3 separate regions of the Homo sapiens genome follow, and all the other regions are linked to region 1. A link is an interaction called in ENCODE POLR2A ChIA-PET data of the cell type or tissue named here. Cell type or tissue: HepG2. All regions are shown on one strand.

Region 1 (5,000 bases):
TACTAGCAAACCAAATCTAATCGCTGCACATTAAAAAAAAATCAGAAGATAGCCGGTGTCGGTGAGGATGGGGAGAAAAGGGAACCCTTACACGCTGCTGGTGGGAATGTAAGTTAGTACAGCCATTATGCGACACAGTCTGGAGGTTCCTCAAAAAGTTAAAAATAGAACTACTGTGTGATCAAGCAATCCCAATACTGAGTATATATCCAGGGGAAACACAATCGGTGTATCAAAGCGATACCTGCACTCCTCTATTTATTGCAGTGCTATTCATGATAGCCAAGGTATGAAATCAACTTAAATGTCCATCAACAGCCAGGCGCGGTGGCTCACTCCTGTAATCCCAGCACTTTGGGAGGCCGAGGTGCACAGATCATGTGAGCCCAGGAGTTTGAGACCAGTCTGGCCATCATGGAGAAACCCCATCTAACTAAAAATACAAAAATTAGCCAGACATGGTAGCCTGCGCCTGTAGTCCCAGCTACACGGGAGGCTGAGGCAGGAGAATCGCTTGAACCTGGGAGGCAGAGGTTGCAGTGAGCCAAGATTATGCCACTGCACTCCAGCCTGGGCGACAGAGTGAGAGTCTGTCTTAAAAAAAAAAAATGTCCGTCAACAGATTAATGGCTAAAGATAATGGGGTGTGTATACACTATGGAATACACTTCAACCTTAATTCTTTCAGTTTTGGCAACATGGGTGAACCTGGAGGATGTTACCTTAAGGGCAATAAGCCAGGCACAGAAAGACAGCTGTCACATGCTATTACTCGGTAATCTAAAAAGTTGTTCTCATGGAGGTAGAGAGTGGAATAGTGGTTGCCAGAGGATGAGGAGGGTAGGAGGGAGAAGGGCATGGAGAGAGATTGGTCAACAGGTACATGGTTGTAGTTAGGCAGGAGGAGTACGTTCTGGTGCTCTGTTGCACAGTAAGGCGGGAGAAGGGCATGGAGAGAGATCGGTCAACAGGGCCAAGGGGACAGACAGTTAGACAGAAGGAGTACATTCTGGTGCACAGTAAGATGACGAGGGTTAACAGCAGTGTATGGTGTAGTTCAGAATAGCTGGAAGAGAGGTTTTTGAATGTTCTCATCACAGGGAAATGATAAATATTTAAGGTGATGGATATGCTAATTACTTTGTTGCGATCAATGCACAATATATCCATTGTATACTATCAATATGTACAATTATGTATCAATCAAAATTTTTTAAAAAGGTGACACTAAATACGGTAGCTATGTAAATCAATTTTTTACAGAAGTTTTCTTCTACATGAGCAGATACCAAATATAGATTGTTTGGTGTATCTTAGAATAAAAGCCACATTCTTTTGTAGCTTTGGCACCTTAGGGACACTTCATTGTGAGGAAGGGAAATTCTTCAGCTTTGTCCAGAGGAAATTATAGGTAGATCTGAATGCTCAAAGTTTCTAAGATGTCAATGCTCTTTGTGTAATTTTGGAATCAAAGCCCTAGGATGATAGAGTACTTAATGTTTGCTTTTGGGATTTATCATGTTCTTTTTTTTTTTTTTTTTTTTTTGAGACAATCTCACACTTGTTGCCCAGGCTGGAGTGCAATGGCATGATCTCAGCTCACTGCAACCTCCACTTCCCAGGTTCAAGCGATTCTCCTGTCTCAGTCTCCCGAGTAGCTGGGATTACAGGCATGTGCCACCACGCCTGGCTAATTTTTGTATTTTTTGGTAGAGATGGGTTTTCACCATGTTGGCCAGGCTGGTTTCTAGCTCCTGACCTCAGGTGATCCACCCGCCTCAGCCTCCCAAATTGCTGGGATTACAGGTGTGAGCCACTGCGTCCAGCCTCATGATGTTCTTTAACAGTTAACCTTGTAAGATCAGTACAGAATGAATCAGAACACAGGTATGCAGAGTCACGTCATGAGTCAGACTGATTCTCAGGCCTATGAGACCGGATTGTAACCTGTTGGCACATGGGAAAACTGTGTCACTAAGAAATCAGAGGCTAGTTTGCTCTGAGGAAGAGGCATAGGATATGCAGAGTCACTGGGCAAAAGTTGGCAGTCCATTGGCCTCTGCGATGGCCGTTTCTTACGGTATAATCATAAATGACATTTTAGTGACCGCCTTAGTCCTACAGTTTCTGTCCTTCACGATGCTGTAGTTAGCGCTTGGAAATATAGGAAATAAGAAGTTGTTTTTGGCCTTTTTTGTTTGGCAAAAGATGTCTGGTTCTGTGTGGATGCCTTCATCTTTTTGTATATTGTGCAGGTACTGTCATTGTTAAGAAATGGATCTTAGGCTGAGTGCAGTGGATTACATCTGTAATCCCAGCTCTCTGGGAGGCCGAGGTGGGAGGATCACTTGAGGCCAGGAGTTGGGCAGCATAGTGAGACCCCATCTCTACAAAAAATTTAAAAATTATCTGGGTGTGTTGGTGCACATCTGTAGTTCCCAGCTACTCGGGAGGTTGAGGTGGGAGGATCACCTCTACCTGGGAGGTTGAGGCTACAGTGAGCTGTGATCATGCCACCACACTTCAGCCTGGGTGACAGAGTTAAGTGTCTCAAAAAATAAAAATGGATCTGAATGGGTTATACCCCTATAAAGTTAGGGTTATAAGCTGCTTATGTGAGGATTGAGTGAGATAGTAGATGAAAATCCCTTTACAAAGCATAATCTACCATTTGAATGTGAGGGTTTTTGCTGTTTGTTTTTTGTCTTTAAATTAGTATTGTTCACAACTTTAATTCTCTCAGAGTTGAGTTTTGTGCCCAAGTAAAAATTAAGAGGGGAGAGAATGTTAGGATGTGGGGCAGGAGGCTCCTCGGCTTAGACTTTCTTTGATATGATCAGGATCAAGTACAGCAAAGGTAACTAACGATTGGTGTAACTGATGCCCTTGCAGGAGGGAGCACTGGCAGTTGCTGGGTAATTTGAAGACGACGGTGGAGGGTTTGGTATCAACCAACAGCCCCAACGTCTGGTCTAAGTATGGTGGCTTGGAGCGGCTTTGCAGGGACATGCAGAGCATCCTCTATCACGGGCTTATCCGTGACCAGGTATGCAGAACTCCTTTTTTTGCCAGATTGGCTGACTCGCTTGTTGAAAAGAAACAGTCGCATTGGCAGGGAGGAGATGAAGGCCACTGGTCTGTGGACTCCTGAGAGCAGCTGTGACTTAATTCATTTTTTTAATATACAGAACGTTTCACATCGTGTCTGATGGACCATAGATGTTAATGGAATGAATAAATCACTGGGTAGGACAGCAAATCAGCAACAAAAGATTAGGTCAACTTAAAACTTTCCTATTGTTGCTGTAACAAGTAACTACAAACTAAATGGCTTAAAACAACACAGATTTATCATCTTACAGTTCTTGAGATCGAAGTCCAAAATGAGTTTCACGGGGCTGAAACCAAGGTGTCTGCAGGGCCACACACCCTCTGGACGCTCCACAGAGAATCTACTTCCTTGCCTTTTCCAGCTTCTCTAGGTTTCCTGCATTCTTTGGCTCTTGGCCACTTCCTCCATCTTGAGAGCCAACAGCATAGCACCTTCAAATCTCTCTCTGCCCCCCCCTTTTTTTTTTTGAGACGGAGTCTCGCTCTGTCACCCAGGCTGGAGTGCGGTGGTGCGATCTTGGCTCACTGCAAGCTCCGCCTCCCGGGTTCACAGCATTCTCCTGGCTCAGCCTCCCGAGTAGCTGGGACTACAGGCGCCCGCCACCAGGCCCGGCTAATTTTTTCTATTTTTTAGTAGAGACGGGGTTTCACCGTGTTAGCCAGGATGGTCTCAGTGGTCTCAATCTCCTGACCTTGTGATCTGCCCACCTTGGCCTCCCAAAGTGCTGGGATTACAGGCGTGAGCCACCGCACCCAGCTCTCTGCCCCCTTTGTTTGTTTGTTTGTGTTTTGAGACGGGGTCTCGCTCTGTCACCCAGGCTGGAATGCAATGACAAAATCATGGCTCGCTGCAGCCTCGACCTCCCGGGTTCAAGCAATCCTTCCACCTCAGCCTCCCAAGTAGCTAGGGCTACGGGCACATGCAACCACACCTGGCTAATTTTTGTGTTTTTTGTAGAGACAGGATTTCACCATGTTGCCCAGGCTGGTATTGAATTCTTGGTCTCAAGTGACCCTCCTGCCTTAGCCTCCCAAAGTGCTGAGATTATAGACATGAGCCACCGTGCCCAGCCCTCTCTGCTTTCACATCCCTTTCTCTCCTTATGGACCATTCCTGCCTACCCCCCTCCTTATGACCATTCCTACCTCCCTCTTAAGGACTCTTACAATTATACTGGGCCCACATGGACAATCCAGTATAATCGCCCCATCTCAAAATCCTTAATTTAATCACACCTGCAAAGTCACTTTTGTCATAAAAGGCAACATTCCCAGGTTCTAGGAATTAGAATGTAGACATCTTGGAGGACCAGTCTTAGCCAACCACAGCCAGGAAGCTTTTCCTTCTGAATCTTAGTTTTGGTTTTAAAACCATGCTGGTTTTTTTCAGAAGTAGGTAGGATAAAGGAAGAAAAACAGCCAAGGCAAAAATATGTTCACTTATTTCTGACTTTCATGCATGAAATGTTTCTACAGAATGAGAAGGTGGCCAGGCACAGTGGCTCACGCCTGTAATCCCAGCACTTTGGTAGACCAAGTGGGGCAGATCACTTGAGATCAGTTTAAGACCAGCCTGGCCAACATGGTGAAACTCTGTATCTACTAAAATTACAAAAATTAGCCGGGCGTGGTGGCGCGCACCTGTAATCCCAGCTACTCAGGTGGCTGAGGCAGGAGAATCACTTGAACCTGGGAGGCGGAGGCTGCAGTGAGCTGAGACCGTGCCACCGCGCTCCAGCCTGAGCGACAGGGTGAGACTGTATCTCACAACAACAAAAGAATGAAAAGATGAAACTCCATGTGCTCAGTGACATTAAAAGTACTTCCCTGTGGGAAATCCTTTTGTCTAGAAGCCAGTGTGTTCTAGTGATAATTAATTGCTTAGGCTT
Region 2 (5,000 bases), 440 kb after region 1:
GAATTTAGGTTATACTTGTGTACTAATTCTTGGATATAGTAATCTTTTCCAACAAAATTGCATGCAACATGCCTCTTTGACTTCATGTTTGCTTTTGCAGGACTAAAAAGAGGATTATTTTTGCTAAAAGTAGTTAAGATTGCTCAATTTTCACAAAGCCTTGACTGTTATTCTCTTAAAATGCAAATCTTCATCTTTAAAGCAGCTATCCAGTTTTGTCTTTTTTTTTTTTAAGTTCACTGATCTAATTCTTGCCAGGTCATTTGTCAGTTACTTTGTGACCTTATAACTTTGTTTGTTCTATTTCTTCTGATGTAGTAAATTTAAAGGGACAGGATTAGTATCCCATTTTCTTAAAAAAATTTTTTTTGTATATATTATCTTTTACTTTGAGCATATGTCTAGTGAGATGTTTGGAATAATGTTTGTTTAGTGTTTAATGATTGTTTCAGAGTGATAGGGATTTTTTTCTTTTTTGTACTACTTTTTTTGTTTTTTTAGAAACTGTGTCTCACTCTGTCACCCAGGCTGAAGTGCAGTGGTGCGATCATAGCTCACTGTATCCTCAAAACTTGGGGGCTCCAGGGATCATCCTGCCTCAGCCTACTGAGTAGCTGGGCCTACATGTGTGCACCACCACACCCAGCTAAAATCATTTCTTTTTTTTTTTTTTTTTTTTTTTTTTTTTGGGACAGAGTCTTGCTCTCCCACCGAGGCTAGAGTGCAATGGTACGATCTCGTCTCACTGCAACCTCCACCTCCCAGGTTCAGGTGATTCTTCCACCTCAGCCTCCCGAGTAGCTGGGATTACAGCACCCACCATCATACACGGCTAATTTTTGTATTTTTGTAGAGATGGGGTTTCACCATGTTGGCCAGGCTGGTCTCAAACTCTTGACCTCAGGTGATCCACCTGCCTTGGCCTCCCAAAGTGCTGGGATTACAGGCTTCAGCCACCATGCCCGACCCCAAAACCATTTCTTTAAACAGTTTTTTGAAGACTGGGTCTCACTATGTTGCCTAGGCTAGTCTCAGACTCCTGGTGGTGGTCTCCAGCAGTCCTCCCACCTCAGCCTCCAGAGTAGCTGGGATTACAGGTGTAAGGTACCACACCCGGCTCTCTCTCTTAATTTTAAAAAATAACACATCATTTTTATAAGAACAACTCTATTCTAAAATAAGAGTGAGTTAGTTTTAGAGATTATAAGAAAGGATATAGACTTAAAAAAAAGCAAGAGTAAAGAGTAGGAGGAATTGCCTGATTTAATGGGATATTTCAGTAGAAAAGGGTTGATTTATAAGGAAGGATAGATGACTCTTAAAAAGATGAGGCCAGGCCTGGTGGTTCACACCTGTAATCCTAGCACTTTTGGAGGCCCAGGCAGGTGAATCACCTGAGGTCAGGAGTTCAAGACCAGCCTGAGCAACATGGCAAAACCCCGCCTCTACTAAAAATACAAAAATTAGCCAGGTGTGGTGGTGCGTGCCTGTGGTTCCAGCTGCTTGGGAGGCAGAGACGTGAGAATCGCATGAACCTAGGAAGCGGAGGTTGCCAAAGAACCCAGGAAGGCAAGATCGTACCACTGCACTCCAGCCTGGGTGACAGGGTGAGACTCCCTCTGGAAAAAAAGGCAAGATGAAAGAGTAGGAGGAATTTCCTGATTTAATGGGACATTTCAGTAGAAAAGGATGCACCCTACTCCTAACATCACAATACATTTCAACTAGACTAGAGATTCAAAGGTTAAAAAAAAAAAAACCATAAAAGTAAGATTTTGGGGCTGGGCGCAGTGGCTCATGCCTGTAATTCCAGCACTTTGGGAGGCCAAGCTGGGCAGATCGCTTAAGCTCAGAAGTTCGAAACCAGCCTGGGAAACATGGTGAAACTCCATCTCTACAAAAAATGCAAAAATTAGCTGGGTGTAGTGGCTCCCTCCTGTGGTCCCAGCTACTCAGGAGGCTGAGGTGGGAAGATCGCTTGAGTCCTGGAGGTCAAGGCTGGAGTGAGCCAAGATCGTACCACCGCACTCCAGCCTGGGCGACAGAGCGAGACCCTGTCTCCAAACAAGAAAAAAAAAGTTAAAAATTAAAAAAAATAAAAATTTTGATTTTTAATAAGGAAGGCTTTTCTAACCATGACCAAAAAACACCACAAAAATTAAAAGGTTAAAAATGCTGCTGACTTTATAGAATTTCTTTGTGGACTTTGACTTCAAATTTTGATTGTAGAACTTCTGAATCTTGAAAGATATAATACAAAGATAAATTATATATTAGGATGAAAATTTGTCACATATATGAAAAAGGATTAATTTTAATTTCCAGTCCTTTCAACTTAAGAAACTTCTTATAGAAACTAAGAAAAAGGCCCGTGTTCAATAGGAAACTGACTTAACAGTGTGAGTATTGTAGTTTGAAGAAGAAGAAATAAATGTGGGCCAATAAGCCTATGAAGAAATGCTCAGCCACACTTAAAAATGCAAATTACATTGACAGCAAGGATATTTTTAACAAATTTGATTGTCAGAGATTAAATAAATAGGAGGAAACAGAAGCTCCTGTACAGTTAGTAAGGGAGAATACAGTAGTGCAACTAATTTGAAAGACAACTTTATATTCGTATCGTTTGATCCAGCATATGCTCCAGATTCACCACAGATTATTGAAGGTATTTGTACAGGGATGCTCACTGCAGCCTTAATTAGTAGAAACCAACAAGGGATATAAAAGATTATCGGTAAGAGATCGGATAAACACATTATGGTAGAGCCATTTAATGCAAGATAAAGTAGCAGGCAAAATATATTCTGTGTATCCATTATGTGTTATTAAATGAGTGAAAGCAGGTTACATGTCAGGAGGCATAGTATGACTGTGTGTGAAAAGAAAACCATGAGGTTAGGCATGTCTGGAAGAATATACACATAGTCTGCTTTCAATAGTACTCTTTTAAAATTGATAAATAATTATACATATTTATATGGTGCTTGTGGTATTTTGATACATGCATACCATGTTTAATGATCAAATCAGGGTAATTGGGATATCCATCATCTCAAGCATTTATCATTTCTTTGTGTTGAGAATATTCCAGATTTTCTCTTCTAGCTATTTTGAAATATACAATAAATTGTTGTTACCTATAGTCACCTACTGTGCTATTGAACACTTCTAATTGTATTTTTGTACCCATTAACCAACTTGTCTTCCTCCCCTCCTTCACTGTACCCTTCTCAGCCTCTGATAAACTACCATTCTACTCTCCAACTCCATGGGATCAGCTTTTTAGCTTCCACATATGAGTGACAACATGTGATATTTGCCTTTCTTTGTCTGGCTTATTTCTCATAAGATATCCTTCAGGCTCATCCATGATGCTGCAGATGACAGGACTTCATGCTGTGTTATGGCTAAATAATATTCTATTGTCTATATATGCTACATTTTATTTATCTATTCGTCTGTTGAGGGACACTTAGGCTAATTCCCTATCGTGGCAGTGGTGAATAGTGGTGCGATAAACATGGGCATGTAGATCTCTCTTTGATATACTGGTTTGTTTTCTTTTGGGTGTATACCTCGCAGTGAGAGTGCTGGATTAAATGGTGGTTGAGAAATGACCATGCTGTTTTCCGTAATAGCTGTACTAATTTATATTCCCATCAGCAGTGTACCAGAGTGTCCCTTTCTTTACATCCGTAGCCAGAATCTGTTATTTATGGTCTTTTTGATAATAGCCATATTAAGTGGGGTAAGAGAATATCTTTTTTCTTTTTTTTTTTTTTGAGACAGAGTCTTGCTCTGTCGCCCAGGCTGGGGTGCAGTGGCGTGATCTTTGCTCACTGCAAGCTCCACCTCCCAGGTCCAAGCAATTCTTCTGCCTCAGCCACCTGAGTAGCTGGGACTACAAGTGTGCTCTGCCATGCCCGGCTAATTTTTTAAATATTTTTAGTAGACACAGGGTTTCACTATGCTGGCTGAGCTGGTCTTGAAGTCCTGACCTCGTGATCTGCCTGCCTCGGCCTCCCATGTGCTGGGATTACAGGCGTGAGCCACCGTGCCCAGCTTATTATGGTTTTGATTTCCATTTCCCTGAGTATTATTAGTAATGTTGAACATTTTTTCATATACCAATTAACCATTTGTATGTCTTCTGAGAAATGTCTAATCTGATCATTTGTGCATTTCAAAATCAGATACTTGCTTTTTTGTTGCTCCTTATATATTCTGGTTATTAATACTTGTCAGATAAATTGCAGATATTTTCTCCCATTCTGTAAGTTGTTTCATCACTCTGTTGGTCGTTTCCTTTGCTGTACAGGATCTTTTTAGCTCGATGTTATCTCATTTACCTATTTTTGCTTTTGTTGCCTGTGCTTTTGAAGCATTACCTAAAAAATACTTGCCCTGACCAACATCCTGAAGCATTTCCCCAATGTTTTCGTATCGTATCGTGTCGTGTCGTGTCGTGTCGTATTGTATCTTTTCAGGTCTTAGATTTAAGTCTTTAATCTATTTTGATTTGTTTTTTGTTACGTTTTCATATTGTGAGTAATGGGAGTCTAGATTCATTCTACATATGGATATCCAGATTTTCCCAGCACCATTTATCGAAGAGACTGTCCTTTTCCCATTGTGTGTTTTTGGCTTCTTTTTCAAAAATGAGTTGGCTTAAATGTGTGGATTTATTTCTGTGTTCTCTGTTGTGTTCCGTTGGTCTGTGTGTGTTTTTACATCAGTACCATGCTCACTTGGTGACTGTAGCTTTGTAGTAGGTCAGGTAATGTGATGCCTCCAGTTTTATTATTTCTGCTCAGGATTGTTCTGGGTATTCGGAGTGTTTTATGATTGTATATGAATTTTAGGCTTGTTTTTTCTATTTCTATGAAGAATGTCACTGGTATTTTATTAGGGATTGCATTGAATCTGTATATTGCTTTGGTTAGTATGGACATTTTAACAATATTAGTTTTTCCAATCTATGAACATGGGATATCTTT
Region 3 (5,000 bases), 1.4 Mb after region 1:
AAATATTCTACTACATGTCCAGGCCGAAGAAGTATAAGCTTTATTATGTGTGCCAGTGGCTAACCCAGGGTCTGGCACAGAGTAAGTGCCGCTCAGTGTTTGTTGAATAAGGGTTTCTCTGACGAAATTAGAGGGAAGAGATCCAGTTCAAAGCTAAGGTCTTAAATGTGACAGTTTATAGGGCTCATGACAAGTAACGTTGAACTTTAGTTTAGAACTAATCTGTCAGAGAAGCTCATGTTTTGAAATTCACTTTTACATTTATAAGTTCTCAGCCTGGTGTGATAGTTCATACCTATAATCCCAGCACTTTGGGAGGCTGAGGTGGGAGGATTGCTTGAGGCCAGGAGTTTGAGACCAACCTGGGCAGCAAAGTGAGACCCCCATCTCTACAAAAAATTAGCTGGGTGTAGTGGCATGTGCCTGTAGTCCTAGCTACTTGGGAGGGTGAGGCAGGAGGATCACTTAAGCCCAGCAGTTCGAGGCTGCAGTGAGCCATGATTGCACCACTGTACTCGAAATAATTCTATTTCTAACACTGTTTTTCACTTTAGATTGGGTAAATTTAGGTAGAATTTGCCACCAAATTATTAATAAAGCTGGTCCTGATTTCATCTAGGATGAGAGGTAGCAAACTTTTTCAGTAACGGGCCAGATTGTAAATAGTTTAGGGTTTGCAGGTCACACAGTATCTGTGACTACTCAGCTCTGCTGTTGTAGCACAAAAGCAGCCATGGACAATAAACACATCAGTGAGTGAACATGGCTGTGTTCTGATCGAATTTTAATTACAAAAACAGGTAGTGGGCCATCTTTGGCCAGCTAGCTGTAGTTTGCTGACCCCTGATCTAGATTTTCTGGTTCTTGAGTCCAGCTCTTTTCCCTACTTTCGCTTAGCCATATACTCCTTCAAGCTTCAAAGGCCTTTACATAGGGGGCAATGTCCTTACACTGTTATCTCCAGAAAGACCTGAGTGTACAGCAAGATGATAGGATTAATGAATGCCAGGAATATTAGATGCACTTTAACCCTTGAGTTTCCAGAGCTTGCCTCTTAGAGCACCAGCTCATTAAGCACCACCACGGTAGAAGCAGAGAAACATCCCAAATGTAAAGTCTGCTTGCGCACTCGGCTTTGGAACTGGGCATTGATATGCTGATAGAAAAATACTGGGCATTGGGTTTTAGTGGGGAAGATAATGTAGGCCTAGAGATGGGGAAGGCAGGAATAGAGTGCAAAGGAAAAATTATGCCTCATCTTTTTGCAAATAGTTCCTTGTAGTAATTGGTCAAGTTTGAGTTAGATTTTTGAAATGTGGAATAGCATATGTAATTGCAACTTGCTACTACAAGAGCTCACCCTTAGTCGCAGTTTTACTTTCCGTGGTTTCAGTTACCCACAGTCAGCCACGGTCAGAAAATAGGTGAGTATGATGTAGTAAGATATTTTGAGAGTGAGAGAGAACAGCCACATTCAGATAACATTTATTACAGTATATTGTTATAATTGTTTTATTATTAGTTATTCCTGTTAATCTCTTACTGTGCTTAATTTATAAATAAAACTTTATCATAGCTCTGTGTATATAGGGAGAAAACAAAGTAGAGTCAGCCCTTCGTGGCCATGGGCTCCACATCCGCAGATTCAGCCAAACTTGGATCGAAAATATTCAGAAAAAAAAAAAAAAAAAAACAATAAAAATACCAATACAACAATAAAAAACAGTACAAATAAAAAACCAATATTGTATAATAACTGGTTACATAGTATTTACATTGTATTAGGTGTTGTAAGTAATGTAGAGAAGATTGAAAGTATATAGGGGGTATAGATTATATGCAAATTCGACACCGTTTTATATATATAAGGGACTTTTGAGCATCTGTGGATTTTGGCATCTGCAGGAGATCCTGGAACCAGTGCCCTGCAGATTCTGAGGGACAACTGTCCATATAGGGTCCATACTCTCTAGGGGTTCAGGCATCTGCTGGCGTCTTGAAACATTTCCCCTGTGGATAAGAGAGGACTCTGCTATATTTAGATTGTTACATAGTTCAGGAAGCAAAGTCCAACTCCTCTTTCCCTTGGTAGGTCTGTTTGCAATAAGGAAGTTGAATAGAAAGGATTGGATAGGCCGGGTGCGGTGGCTCACGCCTGTAATCCCAGCACTTTGGGAGACTGAGGCGGGCAGATCACCTGAGGTCAGGAGTTCAAGACCAGCCTCAACATGGAGAAACCCCATCTCTACTAAAAATACAAAATTAGCCAGGCGTGGTGGTGCATGCCTGTAATCCCAGCTACTCGGGAGGCTGAGGCAGGAGAATTGCTTGAACCCGGGAGGTGGAGGTTGTGGTGAGCTGAGATCGTGCCATTGTACTCCAGCCTGGGCAACAGGAGTGAAACTCTGTCTCAAAAAAAAAAAAAAAAAAAAAAAAAGAAAGGACTGGATAGGAGTCCCTAAAACTACTTGTAGGAGCCTATCATCTTTCAGACTCAAGCATAGACATGCCAGCACCTAGATTCTGTCTCCTTCAGGACATTCACATTGGAAAAATATGACTAGCTGTATCCTTAGTGTCTCCTCAGTGCCACCCCTCCCTCCACAAACACATCTTCCACTTGTCTAGCAAAGCTGATGTGCCTCAGCAGGCATGTGTTGGAACGTGGAGGAACAAGGCAAGCAGTGTGTACTGGTAGGTGAGTCAGCAGAAACCAAACCAGGTCTTTGTGAGTCGGAGTAAAAATCACAGGCACAGATACTGCATTCTGTATTTCGAGGGCACTTTGGAGACACTAATGTACTTAGCAGGCAGGGTGTTGGGGGATGGGTTTTTATGTCCATATTTAGAGTCTGTGCTCAAATTTCAGTGATTAAGATAAGGTGACTTATCTAGGGAGTGAATAGGCAGCAGTTGGAAAGATCAGGTCTTAACAATTGCTGTATTCTGGCTGTCAGCCCTTTTTTTTTTTTTTTTTGATAGAGTTTCACTCTTGTCACCCAGGTTGGAGTGCAGTGGTATGATCATGGCTCACTGCAGCCTCCGTCTCTTGGGTTCAAATGATTCTCCTGCCTCAGTCTCCTGGGTAGCTGGGATTACAGGCACCTGCCACCACGCCCAGCTTATTTTTGTAGTTTTAGTAGAGACCGGGCTTCACCATGTTGGCCAGGCTGGTCTCGAACTCCTGACCTCAGGTGATCCTCCCGCCTTGGCCTCTCAAAGTGTTGGGATTACAAGTGTGAGCCACCACACCTGGCCTAGCTTTTTTTTTTTTTTTTTTTTTGAGATGAGGTCTTGCTCTGTCACCCAGGCGGGAGTACAGTGGAACGATCTTGGCTCACTGCAACCTCTGCATCCTGGGTTCAAGCGATTCTGCCACCACAGACTCCCAAGTAGCTGGGACTACAAGCATGTGCCACCACTCCTGGCTAATTATTTGTCTTTTTAGTAGAGATGGGGTTTCGCCATGTTGGCCAGGCTGGTCTTGAACTCCTGGGCTCAAGCAATCCATCCGCCTTGGTCTCCCAAAGTGCTGGGATTATAGGCATGAGCCACTGTACTGGGCTGTTATAGCCTTTTTGACAAAGAAAGTGTTCTGGAGGATGAACCACTAAACAAACAGGAAGTGTTGGCCCATCCTAGTAGGGCTCTTGAGGGAGGTTCTCTATTCTATCTCCAAATACTTTTCTTCCTGTCTCATTCCTAAGGGTCAGTCTGCAGGGCATTGAGTAATGCACTGCCCCATGTTCGCCTCCTACTGTATTGGCTCTGAGGAGGCGCGATCATTTCCCAGTCCCATTGCCCGCTGGACAAACAGGGATATTAAGGCAGCCTGTGTGTGTGCGTGTATTTTTTTTCCCCTTTGAATGTAGATATTTAAAGCCACCTCCTTTTCCAGAGCCATCACTGTACCTTACTTGAATGGTATTGGTTGATGACAGAGGCGCACTTATCATAAACTGAGAGTCCAAGAAATATTGTTCCTCATTGTTGGAGGTATTCCAAATGGTTACTGGGCAGTTATCGATGTTGTAATGGTGGTGTGGCTTTAGGTACACCTAAGTTTCAGTGTAACAAATTAAGAAGCCAACACGATGTTAGGATGTATTTACTGTCTTCAGTACGCCCTCATCCTCCCACACACCTTTTCTCTACACTTTCTCAGTAGCAAAGGTGATGTGTCCGGGCAAGCATCTATTGGAACATGAGGGAGACTGGGGGTACCTTTTTCCATGATTTTAAACATCAGTTATTATTCTGTATGCTTTGGTGCTGCGGTTATAAGTTAGTAGATGTGAGAGAACATTGGGATGGCATAAGAAGGCCGGGAAAAAATGAAAAAAACTTGTGAGACCTACAGAGTAAAAGTTTATTATTGTTATTATTATTTTGAGACAAAGTCTCGCTCTGTCGCCCAGGCTGGAGCGCAGTGGCGTGCGATTTAGGCTCACTGCAACCTCCACCTCCAGGGATCAAGTGATCCTCCTGCCTTAGCCTCCCAAGTAGCTGGGATTACAGGTGCATGCCACCACGCTCAGCTAATTTTTGTATTTTTAGTAGAGATGGGGTTTCACCATGTTGGCCAGGCTGGTTGCGAACTCCTGACCTCATGTGATCCACCCACCTTGGTCTCCCAAAGTGCTGGGATTACAGGCATGAGCCACCGCGCCCAGCCCAGAGTAAAAGTTTAAACAGCAGTAGTTCTAGAGGAAAGTCATGAGGAGTAATCTTTGCATAATTTCTAAATTCTTTTAGGGTTATCATTATGGAATATCTGTGACCCAGATGTTTTCCATCTCCTGAGAAGTGGATGAGATAAAGAAGTGTCTTACACTAAAACCCAAAAAGCAGTGGGTGTGTTTTATTTTAAATCCGAAGGATCTAAAGACTTCAGTTTAAAGAACAGTGTAGAATATAATGTAAAACCCAAAAGTCATCTTTAGAAAATAGAAGAACTGTATGTAAGCAGATAAGGAATAGTATAAACACATAATAGTGTA

Evidence for each region. Peaks named below come from ENCODE experiments on the same cell type or tissue, not always from the same donor. Only the 100,000 strongest peaks of a DNase experiment are listed, where the experiment ranks them.
Region 2: POLR2A ChIA-PET joins it to region 1 with 6 read pairs; 2 of 35 experiments call an interaction of 5 or more read pairs at or near these places.
Region 3: POLR2A ChIA-PET joins it to region 1 with 7 read pairs; 1 of 35 experiments calls an interaction of 5 or more read pairs at or near these places.

What each region holds. Positions count from the first base shown.
Region 1 is chr3:197,716,023-197,721,022 of GRCh38, reverse strand. RUBCN (rubicon autophagy regulator) reads left to right here. Exons shown (of 20, transcript NM_014687.4): 2 at 2,893-3,046. Among named protein-coding and RNA genes, the nearest start is that of RUBCN, 18 kb to the left of the region's middle. RefSeq lists a silencer at 1,771-2,065 and an enhancer at 1,771-2,065. In HepG2, no CTCF peak of the experiment used is centred here; a DNase peak (open chromatin) is centred at 1,922.
Region 2 is chr3:197,273,971-197,278,970 of GRCh38, reverse strand. The region is part of intron 4 of DLG1 (discs large MAGUK scaffold protein 1); the gene reads left to right. Among named protein-coding and RNA genes, the nearest start is that of MIR4797, 17 kb to the left of the region's middle. In HepG2, a CTCF peak has its summit at 1,942 (motif pointing left); no DNase peak of the experiment used is centred here.
Region 3 is chr3:196,277,264-196,282,263 of GRCh38, reverse strand. All of the region lies in intron 1 of PCYT1A (phosphate cytidylyltransferase 1A, choline), which reads left to right. Among named protein-coding and RNA genes, the nearest start is that of PCYT1A, 8.0 kb to the left of the region's middle. RefSeq lists an enhancer at 2,652-3,264. In HepG2, no CTCF peak of the experiment used is centred here; DNase peaks (open chromatin) are centred at 2,063, 2,733 and 3,663.